Linked DNA regions of Mus musculus: region 1 is linked to region 2. The links are chromatin contacts, found by Hi-C in ENCODE. All regions are on one chromosome and are shown on one strand. Each heading gives the region's core, a stretch centred on a gene start or an enhancer-like site at or near the end of the contact. The rest is flanking DNA. Distances are from core to core; before and after follow the strand shown.

What was found. Hi-C counts contacts between places; a loop is a spot of excess contacts on that map.
Region 1: a map of T-helper 17 cell shows a loop between it and region 2 (2.3-fold over the local background). The contact joins the enhancer-like site here to the promoter of Tnfsf4 in region 2. A Hi-C loop is called at or near these places in 1 of 37 maps with a recorded cell type or tissue (T-helper 17 cell).

Annotation. Positions count from the first base shown.
Region 1 is chr1:161,442,577-161,445,276 of GRCm38, reverse strand. No RefSeq gene overlaps it. Among named protein-coding and RNA genes, the nearest start is that of Tnfsf4, 48 kb to the right of the region's middle. Within about 2 kb of position 1,407, at least 1 of the 3 ENCODE cell types and tissues checked has a DNase peak (open chromatin) inside an H3K27ac peak, as active enhancers do.
Region 2 is chr1:161,394,095-161,396,794 of GRCm38, reverse strand. Tnfsf4 (tumor necrosis factor (ligand) superfamily, member 4) reads right to left here and starts at 1,357. Exons shown (of 3, transcript NM_009452.2): 1 at 1,052-1,357. The coding sequence starts at 1,213.

The DNA.
Region 1 (2,700 bases), core at 158-2,657, 48 kb before region 2:
GAAAACAGAAAAGAACAAAGCCTAGCGTAGAACGCCTTCTGTCCACTTTATCTTGGCCAACGGGCCATGAAGCAATAGAAAATCATCTACATTCTGGTCAGAACTGGGACTGCACAAGCTGTGTTCTCGGGCTTGTATGCCTCTGCTGGTCTAGGTGGAGAATGGAATGCTAATATAATCTGCTTAGCTTTCTCCAACTTTAGGCAAGTTGTCAAACCAGTTGGGGCTCTAGCATGCTTCCCCGGGCAGGTTCAGAGACTGTTGAACAAGTCAGGGATGTGTTTCCTGGGGACCCCTAGGCAGCACAAGCTGCTGAGCCAGTTGGGAGCTCCCTAGTTTCTGAATGTTTACAACCCTGCTGTGTTCCCTTTCTCTCAAAGCCCTACCTCTGTGCGCTCTGCTGCGGCCCTAACATTGGGCCACATTTTTCTTTTAAATCGACCTCTTTTAAGAGTTCAGAGTGGCATATTTTATAGGCTGAGCATGGCTTCAGCAGATGAGTCAGACTGTGTGTGACTGAGCACCTGGGGTCCAGACTAACATGCAAGCCCCTGGAAAAACTAGAGGGGGCTGTAGAGGAAAGTGGCCAGCTCCTCACTCCAACCATGGTTCCCCCTCAAAAACAATAATGTTTTTAAATTTGGAATTATAATTATAATTCCACCAACCTTTCTCCTCTTTCCTTCCTTCAATAGCTCCCATGAGTTCCCCTTGGCTCCTTCTCAAATTTATTGTTTCTTTAATAGTTTATACATACATACATACATACACACACACATACACACACACACACACACACACACACACACACACACACACACATCCCCAATCGGTTATCCAATAACACTGTGTGATGGTCTCATTCTAAATCTCTGAGAGCCACATGACCTATTTGCACTTTTTGCACTCCTCTCTGCCCCTCTACCACTCCAGTCCCTTAAAAAACACCCTCAGCTAAACGATAGGCTTAGTAGCCTTACTCACACCCAGATCAAAGCTGGCTGCCCACTGGAAACCAAACTTGTGATTGCCTTCTGGTCCTTAACTTGAGGGACCCTTCGCAAGGTGGCCTCTGGAAGAGTCCTTTGAGAGTTTATTGGGTCACGAGACAGATTTCTTCTCCAGTCCCATCTTGCTGTGAAGGTTGCATCATCTCTCTCGGACCAAAGCCCCAAACTCGAAAGGACTGAAGGCAGCTGCCAGCGCGGGATGATGGTATCGATTGTATTCGCATTTTGCACTGTGCTTGCAACTTCACTTCACCTCTGCTGCCCCAGTACAGAAGCCAGGATGGAAGCTGTGAACTGTTGCGCTGCCCAGTCTGTATTAGTGTTCTGATTTTCCAAACAGTTTTCGGCTTTTCAGACACTTCTTTATTAGTTCCTGTTAAGCCAGAGGTTTTGGGACAAAGCCAAGATGGCATGGGCCAAGAGGTCCCCGCCCTTCTCTTTTGACCGGGAGCTGATGTTCGCAAAAGCCAGCGCAAAACACTGGACAAAGCCAGTTTCGGATTCCAAAGTGACCCCTGGACCTAAGATCACCCTATAGTAGGGCCCTAAAGACTCACCAAACAAGATTATAACCCAGTACCTCACCATCACGTCACGGTTCCCTCCCCTTCCCTTTAAGAAGCCCCTACCTCAGCTCAACCTTGCAACTTGACTGACTTCCTCCTGGGAGATCGGTGAACCCACCCCAGAGCTGCCCACAGGAAGCTTGCCTTTATATTATAATTGTGCTCAATTTGATTTGTTACCTCGGCAGAGAAACCTGTTCCCTCCAGAGACAGTTTCTCCTTTGATGCCCTAGCCTCACTCAGCTGCAGAAGCGCTGCTGACAAAAGCAGCTTCCATTTCATGATTACCACTTGGTTTTCTACCGCCATCACCTCTGGCCTCTCCGTCCCTGCTGCATCACTTCTGGTTCACTGGCTAACAGCCATTTGCAAAGAGGCCTTTCCCACAACGAAGGCCAATACAACCTGCTTTCTCACAGAGAAAACACTCCTGCCCGTTAAGAATTCTATCTTTATATTTTGTTTTCTTTTGGTGGTGGAGGTTGCAAGGGCAGAGGGTCACAGGGACACGGGGACACGGGGTCACGAAGGGACACAGGGAGAAGAATGGGATGTGAAATTCACAAAGAAGAATCCCTACTGCTTAGCTTTTGTTTCCCCCTGAAAGAAAGTTTAAAGAAACAAAAGTCTTACCAGTGTTCGCTGGTGTTCTCAGTAAACAACTTCTGCAGACTTGGGAAGCCAGCAAGATATGCAAATATTTGGCGCCAAGAGACTTCCAGGTATCACCTGGGGTGTTTCCTCAAGATAAGAAATCGCACACTAAAGCTGCCTTGGAAGAGAAACTACCTCCACAGGCCGAATTCCTAACATATCATCTCTCCGCTTCAAATTTTCCCATGTTTTCTTGTCAGTCATACACCCAAGCATCTTCCATGGAATTATTATGGGTCACTTTCCCTGGGTCACGTCATCACACATTCTGTGAGAATCTGCTCTTCCAACACCATTCCAATAGGGTGACCTGTGTCTTTATTTCTGTTACGCAGGAAGAAAGCACCCTTTGGGCTAGCTCACTTCCCGATTAGCATGAGCTGAGTTCGGTTCGTTGCCGTTTCAAAGCACTTTTCTTTTTCCTCAAGACATGTTTTTGTCCTATACATTAAGGTTTGAAAAAGGAATAT
Region 2 (2,700 bases), core at 108-2,607:
CTGTGTCTTAGACATCCTACCGTGAACAAATTACTCTACCCTAGCACCTTCTCCCCCAAAGTGCCTACAAAATTTCCATCCACCGCCCTACACAGAGAGCTATGTGGAGTGGAGAGAAGAGGACCGGGCTGCTGCTGCTCTAATTGGCCAAGCAGGCTTGAGCCCCACACCAGTTTGCCGGCCCAAGGGACAAGCACAGTACAAGGTTCAGCCCTCGAGAACACATACGCTCCCAACAGCTTCTAGTTATCAAAACCGCACTTCCTGTACACAGAGACATGCCCAGGCCTTTGCCCGGACTGCTCGTCGTATCCTGGTTTAATTTGACGTAGCTGTGTCTCTGATATGGCCATGAAAAAGACCTTCCATTCTGTCTGTCATCCACCATGGATTTGCTGACATAAAGCAACCACTATGGAAACAAGAATTATGAGGCCAGATCCAACATGGAATTCTGGGGAGACCTGCGGTTGAACACTTAAAGAACATACGAGCAAACAAAACTATGAGATTAAGTGATTGATGTAAACGGCTGAGCCAACAAATGTGCACACACATTGCTGCAGGTCGGTGATAGGAAAGGACTTAATCCTGAAACCTTCAAAAAAAAATTTAAGAACCAGATCCCCTTGAATATCTGCAGACTCATGAACGCGGTGGGAAGTAAAACGGGTCCGTTATTTGTCTTTCTTTTATACTGATTCCCCGATCAGACACATTACTACCAGGATGGATAGAGAAATATCAGTAGCCCAAAGCTTCAGGGTGACAGCTCATTAAGATACATCAGGGATTTTGCCTTGCAAAACAAACAAACAAAAACCATTAGAAGCAGGGCCCCTCTGCCCTTTACTCCACCCTAGCACTGCTACTGTTAAAATAGGAAGGAAAGGAGACACCAAAGGATATTTGACCACACTTTACAATCTCTTGGTGGCAGGGGCAGGGACTGAACAGTTTTACCATTAGATCCTTTACAGGTGACTGCAGCTGTTGCAGTTGGCGCTCAGCCAGAGCTGGAGGAAAAGCAGCGCCCACTGGTGCATCTTACCGGAGAGGAAGAGAGTTGCAGGCAGACATAGATGAAGCACAGAAGCATCCCTGCTCCCTTGATCCCAGAGACCACCAGCCTTAGCGTCTTCTTCCACTTGAATCTTGGCCTTGATCCGTTTTCCAGATTCTCATCCAGGGGTTGAACCCCTTCCCCTTCCATCTCTGCAGTCGGGGTGCAGAGGAGATACAGCTGTGGCGGGGAACCTGGGGGAAGACTGCTCTTCACCACAAAGGAGCCAATAAGGGCAAAGTCAAGCCTGCGGGTCAGAAGATAAAGGTCCCAGAACAGGAGACAAAAAGCAATTGAAGGAGCAGAGCAGAGTCTCTTCGTTTTAACTCTGCAGGTTTTGCAGGCGGGGGAACTTCTATGTGACTAATCTGAATTTCCCCTTTACTTTCTTTCTTTTTTTTTTTCCCTCCGGGCTAACAGGGAGTTGTTTTTGTGGCATCCCAGTTATGAATTGAGTGACTTCGAAATGACATTCACAAACGTGTGCTCTGAAGTTTTTTATTGCACCGGTAATGATAGATAAAGATCACCCTTTTTTTTTTTTTAAAGCAGCTTACTTACCAATCCCTCAAGATGTCTTAAACCATAGAAGAGATTTGAGGAACATGCTTGCCAGACATCCCTGCTTCTATTGTGCAATTAATCTCCTGGCCCATTTTACAGTTTCAGAATCAAATGCATGCAGGTTATCCTTGAGATGAAAAGGACAAAGAGGAAAATAGAAAGGTGGATTATGCATATAGACATAAAGAAGGGGTCTTATAGTTACATAATACATCACATTAAGCCACATAAACTAATATTTATTGAGCAACTGCTATGTGTCAGACACTGTGTTAAACGCTCTTGCAACTGTCATACTTTCTCATTTCAGGGAAATTCAGCAAATACATGATTAATTTTCAGAATATCAAAAAAGAAGCAGAAGAAAATTCTGTCATTCCCCACCCCACCCTCCGCCTTCACTCCCCTATATATTTTTCCCACACATAACTTTTGCATGAGTAATTCAAGTAACATTTGAGGCTTGTTGCTCTCTTTGAAATGTTGGCTGGACTCAGAGCCTGCTAAGTAAACATATCTTCCCAGGGTTGGAGAAACGACCCAGTGGTTAAGAGCAGGGCTGCTGCTCCAGAAGACGGGGGTTCAGTTCTCTCCCTCTACGTGGTGGCTCAAAACCATCGTAATTGTTCATTCTGGAAGACCTGATGCCTTTTTCCTAACCTCCGTAGGCACCAAGCATGCAAGTGGTGCACACACACAGGCATAAACCCCTTACATTAAAAACAAAACAAAACTTTAAAAATAGATTCTTCCAATAGCCAACTGCTCACCACTTAGCCGTTGTCACTGACATGCACAGTGAAACTAAATGAATGTGAAGTTTTAATGTCAAGTCCAAAATGGCAAAATGTTTATTGAATATGTACTATGAAGTCAATGCTATATAAGTAGCACAGGGATGCTGAACATAATTCTCTCTCAACTTTATGGGAAAGTCTCATGGTTTATCATGGAGCCGTCAACAGATAAAGAAGGAAGTGAGAGAAAAAAATATTCTGAGAGCCAGAAGTGTAAGAAGGTACATGAAACTCACAAATGTGCCACAATTAAAGAATATCACGGATATGAGGCAT